Regions from separate parts of the Mus musculus genome. Here regions 1 and 2 are each linked to region 3. A link is a loop called in an ENCODE intact Hi-C map of the cell type or tissue named here. Cell type or tissue: heart. All regions are shown on one strand.

Region 1 (5,000 bases), 77 kb before region 3:
GATGATTTAACACGTGCTTGCTGGGACTTCTTATAAAAGCGGAAATATAAAATCCTTACTGCAGCAGCACAGGTCTCTGAGCTGCCAGGTGACCCCCTAGCAAGTCCTGTGGCTTTACTGCAGTTTCTTTAGCATTTTGGATGCGCTAGTCGAACGCCATAGCACTAGGAGCCAAATAGCGTCATACAATTAAGGTGGAAAACATCGCATAAATGCAACGGAGGCCAGGGCTTAAATAGCCACATATGGTTTCACAAAACGTACTCCGGATCATCAGCCAGCAGTAAAAACACACAGGAGGGAGATGGTCTGGCTGGAAATGAACTGCAAATTGATAAACATGTAGTTGCTAATGCGGTGTTTATTATTTTTTACTGGGATAAAAATTAACTTGTGCAGCCTTGGCTAGCCAGCGGCTTGAACTCTACCATCTGGGTAGTGGAATCGGCTGTTTCTGGAACTCCAGGTTACAAGTTAGTGTTGCCAGACCGTATTCGTGAACAGGTCCTGCATGTCCAGATAGCAGAATGGAGAGAGGTTTCAGCAAAACACCATAGAACCTGTCAGGGCAGCAAAGAGGACTACCAGGAGGGAGCCACTCTGTTTTGAATTTGTACATGTACCTGTGTATGTCACACTGACATATGTGTGTCAGTGCATGGGGAGGTCAAAGATCAACCTTGGCTATCATTCTTTGGGAGCCATCCATCCTGTGTTCTGAGACAGGGTCTCTCACTGGCTCTGCGCTCACCTATTAAGCTACTAGGTTGACTGGCCAGCAAGACCCAGAGAGCTGTTTCTACTTTCCTAGCACTGGGCTTGCAAGCACATGTCACCAAACAGTTTTTTATGTGAGTTCTGGAGGATTGAACTCAGGTCTTCGTGCTTGTGTGGCCAGTACATTACCGACTGAGCCATCTTGCCAGTAGTAATCCCACATTTCAAGTGGAGAAGGAGGCTGGCAACTTCCTGGAAAATCACCTTCACCTCAGGAAGCCAGACAGGCTGCAAATCCTGGCCTTCTAGAGAGGCAAAGAAGAGATTGCAAGGGATGCAGGGACTGGGGGATGGGGTGTGTGAGTGTGTGTGTGTGTGTGTGCAGGAAGATCATGAGGGCACTGGGGGCAAGCCTGAGCAAGCACAGCCAGTCATGTGACAACCCCAGCAGCTGCCCCAGCTGCAGAGCTGACCTCTCTGTCCCCAGGGGCCCTTTGTCATCAGCTGGATCAATTTACTTCAGCTACAGTGTCCTCACAAGCAGGGACTGAATTATGACTCGTGGAAATCCCCTCTGTACCAAGGAATCAGGTAGCTTTCAAACTCCCAACAATTAATGGCTCTTTTGGTCAAAGGAGAACATGAGGCAGGGAGGCGTTGGAGGAGGGGAGAGCAGCAAGCAGCGCTCTGGGTCTCCGAACAGGCTGTTCAGTTTCTAGTAAATTAGAAGGGGTGGATGGTGGAGGTACCAGTAATGTTACCCTGTAGAATGCGGTCTCCTTTGACGTCAGTGAGATGCTTCTCTCCCTTTCTCCTTTTGCCCTCCTTCCTCTCTCCTTTCCCTTCCTGTGTCCCTCCCTCCTCCCAACATCTTTACACGTCACAGAGTCATGCTGAAAACAGCTCTGAGTTTTACAACACAGCTTCCAGACGCAGAAGATCCCCCCACCCCCACCCCCCACCCCACCCTGACAACACTGCAGGGCAGAATGCAGGCTGTAGTGGGAGGCAGACAAAAAATAAAAATGTTCATGTGACTCAAAGCAGGAAGCAGGACACATTGCTGGGAGGAGGCGTCACCACCACAGGCTGTGCATTCCTGCCTTGCCTGGCCAGGTTAGCCATCCCCTCCAAGGGAGCATTCCTCTGTGGCAAGAACACACACTGGTCTCAGACAATCCTGAAATAGAATCTTGACGAGCATGCGCCCTGCTCTGAGGCCACTCAGCCTGGTGTCCTGGCTCCCCCTGTCTCTTCCCAGGAGATGTGTTCTCCACACATCAAACAGTAGCAGCTGCCCCCTTGTCAGAACGGAGCTAGTGAAAATAGCATTGCAAGGCTGGCCAAGCACTCTAGATCCAGACCAGAAATGCTGCTGTTTTTATTTAAATTGCACCTGCATATACCCACACACATACATAATGCATGTGTGCATACACAGGTTCATGCACATATGCACATGCACGATTACACATGCACTCACATGGACACACATGCATGACTGCTTCCACAGAGCATGCTGTGGGTATTAGAGGGGGTTGCTTTCTGGGTGGCTAGTCTCAAAAAGTCTACTTGTTTCTGGAGTAAAAGGACTCTAGTTTTCTGGGGTTTTTGTTTTTTGTTTCCCTCAGGCAGCTTTTTTTGCAGCTGGTTTGTATATGCATTTGGTTTGTATATGCATTATATATATGAATATGATGTGACTCTTTGAAGAAAGAATCATATATAATATGAAGGTAGAACTGGGTCTATATGGGAAAGGAGAACTTAAAGGAGGTGGGGGGAGAGGAGGTGGGGGAGAGGAGATGGGGAGGGAAGTCAGGAAAGGGAAGGGAGTGGGAGAGGGGTGAGGGAGGGGAATGAGGGAAGAAAGATAAAATGTCATATGTCTTCTCTCATGTATGGAACTAGATTTAGCTATATTCACATATATAAATGGCATAAAAGCGGCAAGTCTTAGAGGAAAGGGAGAGGGGGACAATGAGTGAGTAGTGGAGGAAGGATGGGGGAGGATAATAAGGAAACAAATACAAAGTATATGGATGAAAATGTCATCATGTGAAATCCATTATTTTATATACTAAAAAAATACTTCAATGAATTAAAAATAAATAAATAGTTTTTATGGGATAAGACCTTGACCCCAAGGCTTTGTCCTAATAGGCACCAATGAGGCCCCAGATGGGGTTGGGTGTAAAAGCAGAGAGCAAGCGTGAATATCCTGCTGGCCCCACCATCCTCTGCTCTAGAAAGCAAGGGTATCAGGAGGCTTCAGAACAGGGAGCATTTTGTAAGCCAGTGTCCCAAACAGTCTTACAGGCATGAGGTCATGGGGGAAAACACATACACAGAAAGAAGAGAAATTTTGGAATCTATTCCAAAATTAGAGGGGGAAGATAATGAAATGTGTGTGCATGCACCCTCAGTCTGGGGAACCAGAGACTGTATGAAATTGCCATGAGCAGATAAAGCCATTCAGTAAGAGACGGAGTCCAACTCACCGCAAAGATATATTTAACATGCGTAGATGGATGGATGGGCAGCTGAACAAAGAGAATGAATTGTTTTAGAAAACAAAGATGGTAAACAGGACTCAAAGCTTTTGGGAGGGGCTGGGCAGGTTTGGGAAATAACAGTGTGTGAGTTAACAATGAAGAACATTCTAACCCCATACCCGGGGGTGGATGGAAGTGGGTGTGTCTAACCAAAGGCAAATCCGTGTGCCTTCCATGGGAACAGTGGGCCTTTATGTGGTCCTGTGTACCGGAGTCCTGCCTCTCCTGTCATGACACCCATTGGCTATTGTTGAGAGGGGGTGACTACCCTTCTGCTTACCTACAATGCAAACGTTCCAAGAGGCCTGTAGGAGGCTGAACTCTGACACAGGGAGTTAAAGCCAGCTTCCTCACTCTTCTTCTCTCTTCCTCACCTGGAAAATGAAGGCACAGAAGGAAGTTAGGATGGAAAGAAATGGTGGCCACCTGCATGTAACCTTCCAGTACTGCTTGAGAGCTCTGAGTCCCGGGGGCACACACTAAGGGCTGGACTGACAGCAAGGGAGTAGGCATCTTGGCTGGGAACAGCCTGCTAAAGGCTCTCACTTCTTCACTGTATCCTCACGGGGACTTCTTCCTCACAGGAGACCTACCTAACTGTTTTGGGGTCACTGCAGAGGTGCTTCACACAGTGGGGCTCCTTTATGTCCTTTCAAATGCATCTATTGTATGGCAGTTTTCTCTAAACCAAGCCACTCTATCTCAGAGGAGAGTTAAGATTCCGAAAGTAAAATGAAGCTTTCAAGGCTCCAGAAAAAAAAAAAAAAAAAAAAAAACAAGAAAAAGACAACAACAACAACTCACAAATCTCATGAAGTTCCTAAGACTTACAAGATACACAATGCTTCTCCCAAAGGCTATATGAGCAGAAACATTTACTGGGGAGAAGAGACTTTCCCACCAGTCAAGCTGCCTTCAAGTGGTATGGGAAGCTCCAGAGATAGAGCTTCTGGGAATCATTGCACATACTGGAATGGGACTTCTAGTGCTACAGCTTCCTTTGAGTCATCCAGGAGCCTAGAAGTAACACTTCCATCACCCTTGCTCATTGATTGCTTCATCGAGTTGGACTTCAGGGGAATTGTTACTCTGGTCTGTCACTGGTACTCTACCAAGGATGAATTTTTTTCATATCTTATTAGCATAACATGTTAATGTCTTGATCCACAGATGTGCACAAGGCAGCATGTTCCTGCCATGGCACATGCTCTCAACTCAAGTCTCATGTTAGACATTTTCCTGAGAAAGGTAGTGATTGAGATGAGGGCCCAGTGAGGGACCCAAGCGGAGATCCTGCATGGACAGCATTTTCCTCAGATCACAAGGAAAGAAGGAGCCTGATCCTTCCCCCATCCTATGCCGCTCAACAGACTGACTCTACCAACCTACCTGTCCCAATAAGAACATTGACTCTTAGCAGGAATTCCACCATGAGCTTCATGGGTATGCTATTTCCCGAATAAGGGGATGGACACATAGCTGCTGGCAGGTGTTCAAGTAAAGGCTTCACAAAGATGTCAGATAACAGCACAGGGGCCAGTCTGTGTATTTGTGGTATGAGTAAAGGTGATAAGCAGATGTTGTCCTGGTTACCTGACCTGGCTTGTCCCACTCATGCAGGACCACGGCTTCCAGTGTCCCTGCAAAGCAGGACCAATGGCAGCCCACACATGCAGAGCTATATGGTGATGATCCTGGATGGATAGACTTAGGATGCTAAGCTTGTCC
Region 2 (5,000 bases), 67 kb before region 3:
GTCAATCAATGACAAGCTGGATGGGTCAGTCCTGAAAGGCTCAGAGCTGCCTCCAGGGCAGAGAGCTCAGCAAACAGCACACAGAAGCTGGGTATAGCAGTGCACACTTGTGATCTCAGCACTGAGCTGAAGGTCAGCCAGCCTTGGCTACTTAGTGTGTTTGAGGCCAGCCTGAGCTATGTGAGCTCTTGTTCACATACCCCAATAAAGACACACACACACACACACACACACCATGGCTTCCCTGCTGCTCAAAGCCACAGAGCAGAACCGAAATCTCCCACAAGCCTCATGGCAGGTACCCATGTAGGCCGAGCTGCCAGCCACAGGCCACACGCAGCTGCTGTGGTTGACAGCACAGCTCCATCCCTGGCATGTTGTCACCTCCTGAAACAAGAGTGAAAGTCACCGCATCCTCAGCTCCATCCTTGAAGCAGCCTCTGAACCACGCCCCCAAACTGTGGCCCCTCGTGCAGAAGGCCCATGAGGGAACAGAAAGTCTGATGCCTGTCAGTCACTCCAGCACCCAGGTGCAGCTCTTCAAGCTACAGATAACCGTGTGACATCACCCAGCTGTTATTATCAGCACTGTGAGTGTTTACTTCATCTTCAAAGAGAGTTCCAGACTGGTATCTAGTGACTAAGTGGAGGTCAGAGATCCTCTGACATCAGTCATGCCCAGAAGGGACAAGCCCAGTTGCCAGCTCTCGGTGACCATGTGCAAACTTTGAGCTCCTTCCTGCCCAGTGCCTCTCCCAGGCTCCATACATGCCCTGGCCATGAGGCTGTCCCTGATGGCTGCCAGTCACATAGACACGTGGGTGTCACCTTCTATTGTTTTCCAGAGCATTCTCTCTGGAGTCCAAACATTGCCACATTGCCACTGTTGACACCACCTCTTAGAGAGCCTGCCCTTTATGACCCAACACAAGACACAAAAGGCATCAGACTGGTATTTCCTTTACCCCATAGGGATTTTTTATGGGGTTTTTATTTGGTTTCGTTTTTGGTGTGCTTCTGAGAATTGTCCTTTTGTTCTTCCGTTTGGTTGCAAAGAGCACTCTCCAAGGAATTCTGCTCAAAAAAAAAAAAAAAAAAAAAAAATCACACAGCTTTTTACCTGAAGCTTGTATCTCCAGAAGGAGACCTTCACCCACCACCACATCCTCCCAGGAAATAACAGCTTAAAGGACAGATGAACCCGCCATGGGGCCCTACTCCTCGCTGCTAGGCTCTGGGTAAGGTGAGCAGGGGCAGAAAGGCTGCATCTTCATGCTGGGACTCAGGAAGAGCCTCATTGTCTGTCTTAGGCAAGGACCTGCTCATCACACAGCCCAGATGTGAGCAGTTATTAGATCAACACTCCCCATACCACCACCATGGAGGAACCACTGACATTTACCTGGCCCTAGCAAAGGCCACCAAGGCCATGTCTGGGACTTTGAACTTTCAGTCACTCCCTAGTGAGGCCGTGCGTAGTATCGAAAGCCACCATCTTTTACGTTGTCTACCGAGGTAGAGGAAGTTTCTCAAAGACAAGCGATTGGAATCAGAGTTCAGAGGAAGCTGGCGTGAGAGCAAGGGGAGCCCCTGGCCTGCCTATCGCTGTACCAGAAGCTCCAACTGCCTCAACTCACAGCATTCTTACTTGCAGCTACATAGCCCCACCAACATTGCTAGGCTGAGCAGGACCAACCGACCATCTGCCTGGTCATGCAATGTGCAAGAAAAAATAAGAAGAATGTGCTGGAAGGTCAGAGCGCTAACCATCTAAGGCGATGATGGGTAGGCGCCAAGGCCCAGGGACATAGAAGTGTTCTGTAAAGGAGTCCCAAGTCTCCATTGGGTGAGTAATCTCATCTCTGAGCACAAGGAATGCTCTTAGAACAGGTTGTACCTGACCCGCCACAGTCAGCTCTGCACTGTCCGTGGAAATTCCTGGTATGACCATCCTAACCATGTGTTCGTCTTCCTAGTACTGCATCACCAACCTAAGGATTGACTGAAGCCCAGGGAGATGACCTCACTACCCATCACCAGAAGAGACTCTCAAACCCAGCTGCCCCTTCAGAGCTGACTCCTGGCATAAGGATGCCCTGATCTGGGCACAGCCCCAGAAACCTATCCCTGGACTCTGTCCGTTGACCACAGGAAGAGCTCCAGTTGAGTCAAAGGGGAGTCTGGCTAGTGGTAGGGCTGCAGGATCCAGCTTAATCCCCTTACTCATCTAAAAGGTCACTGAAGGGGCAGCGGCCTTAAGGGGCAGATCATCAGTGTTGACTACAAGTTCAAAGAATCCACAGAAAGCCACACAGTGCCCCCTGGCTCCAACCTCAGAAATGGAGCCGACCCTGACTCAGAGAGGAAACAAAGGCTGACTCACTCACCCTCCACTTCCTCCTTTTGCCCAGCTCAGCCAAGACCAGCACTGGCTTCCAGCGACAGACAGGTGACCACTACTTGCAAACCTGCAAGGGGGAGCACAGGCTCACTCTGCCAAGGACCACCAGACCTCGATTTACTACTGCCCTCACCCTCTGTATCTTCCACACAGTGCATGGCTGGTAATGGCGCTGTCCTGTCTTGTCCTGCCTTGACCTTGGCTGTGTTATTCTTCACTTCCCTGTTCAGCGCACAGCCACACTTTCCAAACATCATGAATCATCAGTACAGAGCAACGGCCACTTAGTAAAGCAGGAAACCACTGCACGCCAGGCCTGGACAGAGCAGTTCCCTGCTCTGGCCTCTCCTGTCCCCTGATCACTGTGACACAAAGCCACAGTGGAGGTCCCAGGGACTATTGCACCACTGGGTATTCAACCCCTACACCATCAGCCCTTATACTGGGCAGGATCTTCCTAGCTGAGCCTTCCCTGCCTGAGCTGGCTAAAGTGAAGCTGGTATCTTCCAGTCTCAGAGGGAGGGAAAGAGGTCAGGTCATTCAAAACCCTGGCTGTTAGAAAGACTGTATCCGGTAGACAGCAGAGCCATCAAACAGACATGGGGCTTCCTCTTGCAGCCTTGCAGTTATGAACAAAGGTTGCCTCTGTCATCAAAGCCCCTGCAGACTAGACCCCCTCTGAATAACATGCAGCAAGTTCCCAAAGAATGGACACCAATGAAGCCCATACATCAATCAACAACAGGGACTGATGAAATGGCTTAGTGTTAACAAACTTGGGGATCCAAGTTCTAATCCCCAGAGCCCACATAAGAAGTAAGTGAAGCACAGCTCCCGGTTCTGGGGAGACACACTGGGAGAGTCTGTGCTTGCTGACATCTGCTCTCTCCAATCTGTGAGCTCAAGTGCAGTGAGAGACCCTGTCTCAAAAGGTAAGGTGGAGAGGTGACTGAAGACACCACCCATGTGGAGCCATGTCTTCCCTGTATGTATGCACACATAATCATGTTAAAAAATGAAGACAGCATGAACATGAAGTTTCTCTGACAGGTCATGTCTATCCAAGATGACCTCTTGTGCTCTCTGTCCCATGGTCTAGACTTTGATTATTTTTCTGAGTTCCATGGAGGAATCACACATGGCTACATTCTCTTAAGGAGCCTCCATTCGGTGACAGCTGGATGGATCAGGACAGATGACCAGGGTCAAGGGTAGAGACAGGCATGGCAGACCTTCCTCCTCAAATACCAAATATCCAATATAGTAATCAAATCCCAGATCGCAGACATTATGGAATTAACTAAATTAGCCGCTGCAGACCATGGTTCTGGATAGCCAAACAGATCCAAGTGTCTTAAAAATATATAAATCACAATGTTCTAGCCCTTCACATCCGGAAACACATTTTAGACCCTTGGAGATAATAGAAGTATCGCCTGAAAACAAAACAAAACAACCTGTTTCTAGAGCTGGAGAAAGAGTTCAGTGGCTAAGAGTACTGGCTGCTCATAGAAGACCCAAATCTGGTTCTCAAGACCTACAGAGAGGCTCACAAGCATCTACAACCCCGGTTCCACGGAGTCTTCTTCTCACCTCCACAGGTGCCCAGCATGCACATGGTGCACATACACATATGTAGACAAAAAACTCATACACATAAGCTAAAAATAAATTTTTTAAAAATCCTGATATCTCATCAGACATCTGGGAGAACCAAGGTCCAGATGACTTCCCGAAGGTCACACAAGGTAAAGCAGAGCCAAGAGAGCTCACAGCCTCTGGCTGGTAACTTAAGGTTGTTTTTATTTATCATAACTGTCATTGCAGTGGGTGAATAATCTAGGAGCCAAATCAGATGTCCTTCACACCCTCTGAAGCTACTCTTAGGATGAGCCAGAATGTTCTGCATCAACCCACGCATGTGAGAGGATCTACCAAGTTACCTGATATCAGGTATAGTTACCTGATACCTTAGTCAGAAGGTCATCAACTTCTTCAACAGAAGTTATGCATTTAGGTGCCACCATATTTTCAAAGGAGTCCTTTACACAGAAAAAAAAAAAAAGACTCAATGAATTAGAAAATGGCTGTCACATTTCTTTTTAAGATCTAGAGAGCAAATTTGGAAGAGGGTTAATTTTGTGTGCCTAGTCTGTGCCAGCTACTCGATTTCATCCTTGTACTGTAAAAACAGTATTGAATGTACACCAGCAGACACAGTGTGTACCAATAAAACTTTATCAACAACGTATTATAAACACTCAGTCTAGCTCAGGCAATGTTTGGGCCTGAACCTAAATCTCTGATTGGCTTCCTTCCCATCACCTCAGATTCTGCAGATATCAGGGAATGAACCATCACCGTGTCCCTGCTGCTGTAGATCCAGCCCTCAACTGAGAACAACCAAGGACAAGAAGCACAAGAAAGAATTTGTTTCACTTTTCCATTAAACATGATGAGTTCTTTGAATTTCTAATTGGAAACTTTCACACATCGCTTGAGGTTGCTGCAACTCACTTCCTGCCACCCTTTGACTGTGTATCTTGAGCAAAACTGTGGTAAAGGCCAAGGCTGCCCTTTGGCCTCTGGTGGTTGTCTG
Region 3 (5,000 bases):
GTCACTGTCTGAGTGTTCAGTGCCCACAGCTGTCTCCGGGCCCCCACTGCCTCTTCCTATGGCCTATGCCTCTCCTACACGTCCACCAGGAGGGCCATCCTGAGCCCACCATACAGAATGAGCCTCTCCATCGGAAGGCAGTCACAGGTCTTTTGTTTTGTCTCTTTCAGGAAGGCATCTCTGACTTGGAAAAGGAAGAGGAGGGAATTTAAAAAATTCTAGTTCATTTCCTGAGTCTTTCCAAATTGTCAGAAGCTGTGCCCAGAGGACAGAGAGGTCTCAGGCAGACCATGCGTGCCGAATGGAAATAAGTGCCTGTCCCCCAATGCCCTCTCTGTTTGAGCCATCTGCTGGAAAAGCTGACTTAGCAATCTGACAGCGCTGAGGGACTCAGACAGCAGTGGCTGTCCCTTCTCACCCAACCCCACCCCATCCTTTAAAAAAAAAACGTTATTGTTGTTTTTTGAGATGGGGCCTTGCTATATATAACCCAGGCAAGTCTTTAACTCCCACTGTGGTCCAGGGTGGCCTCAAATGTCTGCTCTAGCCTGCTGCCTCAGCCTCCAGAGTGCTGGATTCTGGATGGGAACCACACACACGGCACGAAGAAAGATTTTTTTAAGATGTACTTGTTTGTTTATTTGTGTGAGTACACTGTCTGTCCCTGTCTTCAGACACACCAGAAGAGGGCATCAGATCCCATTATAAATGGTTGTGAGCCACCATGTAGTTGCTGGGAATTGAACTCAGGAATCCTACTACCCACTACTACCTGCTACTCAGAAAGAATTGTCTCCAAAAGTCTATATGATGGAGCATGCATGATGGAGCATACATATATGATAGAGCACACATATATGATGGAGCATACATATATGATAGAACATATATGATAGAACATACATATATGATGGAGCATGCATAGATGATGGAGCATACATAGATGATGGAGCATGCATAGATGATGGAGCATGCATAGATGATGGAGCAAACACATGATGGAGCATATATATATAATGGAGCATACATATATGATGGAGCATACATATGATGGAGTATAGATGATGGAGCATACATATATGAAGGAGCATGCATAGATGATAGAGCATACACTTGGTATTTTTTGTTGTTGCTTCATTTTTTAAAATATTTTTTATTATTACGTATTTTCCTCAATTACATTTAGAATGCTATCCCAAAAGTCCTCCATACCCCCCCCCCACTTCCCTACCCACCCATTCCCATTTTTTTTGGCCCTGGCATTCCCCTGTACTGGGGCATATAAAGTTTGCGTGTCCAATGGGCCTCTCTTTCCAGTGATGGCCAACTAGGCCATCTTTTGATACATATGCAGCTAGAGTCAAGAGCTCCGGAGTACTGGTTAGTTCATAATGTTGTTGCACCTACAGGGTTGCAGATCTCTTTAGCTCCTTGGATACTTTCTCTAGCTCCTCCATTGGGTGCGCTGTGCTCCATCCAATAGCTGACTGTGAGCATCTACTTATGTGTTTGCTAGGCCCCGGCCTAGTCTCACAAGAGACATCTATATCAGGGTCCTTTCAGCAAAATTGTTGTTGCTTCATATGTGTATGTATGTGGCGTATATGGGCATATTCGTGTGGGCATGTGGACATATTCATGCACATGCATGAAGAGCCAGAAGTTGGTGCCCAGTGTCTTCCTCTATCACTCTGCACAGTTTTGGTTCTGTAACAAAGCTCATCAGTTCAGCTAGAACGGCATCCACCCCAGGCATCTCCCTTCCCCTGCTTCCTCCTCAGCCTCCATGCTGGGATCACAAATCTACACAGTCCTAATAGTGCCACTCCCTGAGCCAAACATATACAAACCATCACAGTCACCTTAGGTGCAGGCAGCTCAGCATCTCGGGGGCTGATTCTGGGACTGGACTTACTAGAGCTGCCTTTAATCCTGGGTCTCACACAACTATCTACAAACACACACAGCGTTTGGAGCAACCATCCCAGTTCCAGCTCTGTGGACAGAGATGACTCCGGTCCACAGTGTCCCCCTCCCTCTGGGAATGGCCAGCCATGGAGAATAACAGGAGAGAGGAGAGAGAGAGATGGTGGGGCCATCCTCCATACCAATGGCTGACTATGCTGCAGGCACCTTGCTGGGCTTTGGGTTTTTATGGCTGGTCCTAAGCTCAGGCATTAGAAATGTCAATCAGCTGTGTTCTTCACTTTGATTGTCATTGAAACTGCCAGAGGAGATCACAGGACCCTACCTGCCTCCTCCAGTCTTCCAGGTCAACCAAATGTTCAACCTGCTAGAGTCTCAAAGCTCAGACCACTGACCTGGCTACTGTCCTTCCTAGCTTTCACTTCTTCCAAGTTAGGGAGTTTGTGAGCGGGCAAGTTTAGCCTTATCTAGACCTCTCTACGGGTTGCCGTCAACAACAGGGACTCTGTTTCTGAGTCACATGGAACAGCTGACAGCTTGGTGCATCAACCCTTTTTCCTGTTAGGGGGCGCTTTGGAGATTCCCTTAGCCTGAGTTCCTGAGAGGCAGGCCCACCCTAGAGCACCTACCAGAAAATACCTGGGTTCTGTTCACAGATAAAGGTGTACCTCCCACCAGAGCAGCTTTCCAAAGGCTTTCTGGCCACAGCCTATGACATGACTCTTCTCTTAGAGTTACATTTCTACTGGCAAAGCCTAACAACAACAATGACTTCTGACCTTCTAAAATCGGCAGCAGAGAAAATGAACTGGAGCAGTAATGGGGGTGGGAAGCACTCCACAAAGACATTCTGTACCATTCACAACTTCTGTTTGTTGTTGGCTGGGTTCTTTTCCCCCCTTCTTCCCCTTTCCAAGTGTGTGTGTGTGTGTGTGTGTGTGTGTGTGTGTGTGTGTGTGTTTTCAAATGGCAGAAAATATTTTCCAGCTACACTGTGCTGGCATTGCCAAGCTCATGCTGATGCCAAGGTTATAAAAAGCAGCTGTGGAGAGACTTCACAGAAGGGCTTGTCCGATCAGCTTCCAAGACACTAACTTTCCTCTAAGAACCCCACCTTCTTCACTACGTACCTGAGGGGGACACATGTGTGGCCATATTACAATAGTTATGTGCAAGATACTTGAGTGGCAGGTCTTTATGATCCCTCAGTCCCCAAATCCTCACACTCAACTGAATGTGATGGCACACGCCTGTAATCCCAGCACTCAGGAGGTGAAGGCAGAAGGATCAAGAATTCAAGACTATGGCCATCTACAGACAGAGCAAGTTCAAAGTCAGCCTAGGATATGTGAAATACTCTCTCAAAGGTTCAAAAGTTTCTCCCTGCACCAAAAGAATCTCTCTCTCTCCCTCTCTCCCCCTCCCCTCCCCCCCCCTCTCAGACACACACACACACACACACACACACACACACACACACACACACCAAAAACTGTTCCAAGATTCCTGCTACAGTTGCCAGGAAGGCTCAGAAGGGCAGGATAAGTTTGGGCTGCAATGGTGAGAACACATGGTGGCCCTCATGGGCCAGTTCCCCTACCAACACCCCCTCTTCCTCCCTCCTCTGCATGTGAGTGTGTGTGGAAGTGAGTTCATCTGTGTGTGCACATGTGTGTGCATGCATGCATGTGTGTCCGGGCATGCATGTCTGTGTGCATGTGTGTGTGTGTGCATGTGTGAGTACCTGTGTGTGTATGCTTGTATGTGTGTGTGTGCATGTGTGTAGGTGTGTATATGTGTAAGTTCATCTGTGTGTATGTGTGTGTGAGAGTGCATGCATGTGTGTGTGAGTTCATCTGTGTCAGTGTATGCTTATGGGTATAACTTAACTGTGCATGTGTAAGTGTGTTCATCTGTGTATGTGTGTGTGTGTGAGTTAGTTCATCTGTGTGTGAGAGTGTGTGAGCTCATCTGTGTGTGAGTTCATCTGTATGAGTGTGTGTATGTGTGTGTACAAATGAGTTCATCTGTGCATGTGTGTGTGTTTAAGTGTGTTCATCTGTGTGCGTGTGTGGATGGAAGCCAGACACTGACTTTAGAGCCTTTCTCTACTGTGCAACACTTTCTCACTGAACCTAGACATCACTGCTTTGGCTAAACTAGCTGGGCAGAGAGCTCTAAAGCTCTTCTTGTCTTCCATGTCTCAGCCCCAGCTCTGGGGTCACAGGCATGTGACCCAACAAGCCCAGCTTTTTATATGGGTGTGGAAGATCTGTAATCTGTGGAAGATCTGAACTCAGGTCCTTAAGCTAACATAGCAAACACTTTACCTGCTGAGCCATCTCCCCAGTCCCAAGAAGGATGTTCCTTGCATGGAACCATGACTCTCCAGAACCCCCACTCCCCGACCCGGAGACTTCCCCCAGGTCTCTCACTCTCATTCAGTGATCAGCTCCAACTCCATCTTGCCTCATCCTGTCCCTCCCACGCTGTGGGACACCCTACACCTCATTGCTGCTGCTGCTCTGCAGTGAGATCCTACTCCCTCCCTCCCTCAGTTCCAGCCTAGTGAAGACAACAGTAACCCGCACTGTGGCTCTCCTGGGTGACTAATTGGTTAATCCTGGGAAGGCCTTTGAAGCTGAAACACCAGTGTGTTACTCACAGGCTGGAGGCATGAACTTGCCCTAGGCCAGGTCTGAGTCAGCAGAGAGTGGCCTCCCACCTCCATACAGGCTGAGCCAGCCAGCCTAGGTCCTGCTCAAGGTCAAGGCTGTCCTACAGGAGAGCATGGCAATGTAAACCAAGGGAGATAGTGAGGTCTTAGTGGCCTGTGTGGGGTGGCTGTTCTGAGCCTGAGAACTGGGCCCTGTTGAAGATCACATAGCACTCAGTCCTCAGCTCATGCTTCCAAGATAGCACATGCAGCAACCTTGGTCAGGACAATATTTCCTGGTCATCGTTTGGAGAAATATTTTTTCCCACAGCAAATTCCTTAGGAGCCACAGCCTATCTCCTTGCGATCTCCTTAGGTGGGAGGGCAGTGCTGTCAGCCTAAGTCTTGGGAGAAAGAT

Evidence for each region. Hi-C counts contacts between places; a loop is a spot of excess contacts. Peaks named below come from ENCODE experiments on the same cell type or tissue, not always from the same donor. Only the 100,000 strongest peaks of a DNase experiment are listed, where the experiment ranks them.
Region 1: it touches region 3 in a loop (5-fold over the local background); 7 of 42 quality-filtered maps call a loop at or near these places.
Region 2: a loop joins it to region 3, with 3.0 times the contacts of the local background. A loop is called at or near these places in 9 of 42 quality-filtered maps.

The regions. Positions count from the first base shown.
Region 1 is chr8:126,837,994-126,842,993 of GRCm38, forward strand. Gm31718 (a long non-coding RNA gene) reads right to left here. Exons shown (of 8, transcript XR_879375.3): 3 at 3,553-3,646; 4 at 3,219-3,260. Among named protein-coding and RNA genes, the nearest start is that of A630001O12Rik, 8.5 kb to the right of the region's middle. In heart, a CTCF peak has its summit at 1,967; DNase peaks (open chromatin) are centred at 1,158 and 1,868; H3K4me3 peaks cover 1,205 bases; H3K27ac peaks cover 3,274 bases.
Region 2 is chr8:126,847,385-126,852,384 of GRCm38, forward strand. All of the region lies in intron 1 of Gm31718 (a long non-coding RNA gene), which reads right to left. It overlaps A630001O12Rik (RIKEN cDNA A630001O12 gene), which reads left to right and starts at 1,636. Exons shown (of 2, transcript NR_151740.1): 1 at 1,636-1,846; 2 at 1,977-4,453. In heart, a CTCF peak has its summit at 2,337; DNase peaks (open chromatin) are centred at 567, 777, 2,357, 2,687 and 1 weaker place; H3K27ac peaks cover 3,689 bases.
Region 3 is chr8:126,914,876-126,919,875 of GRCm38, forward strand. No RefSeq gene overlaps it. Among named protein-coding and RNA genes, the nearest start is that of Gm31718, 9.0 kb to the left of the region's middle. In heart, a CTCF peak has its summit at 2,498; DNase peaks (open chromatin) are centred at 376, 2,506, 2,896 and 4,596; H3K27ac peaks cover 2,585 bases.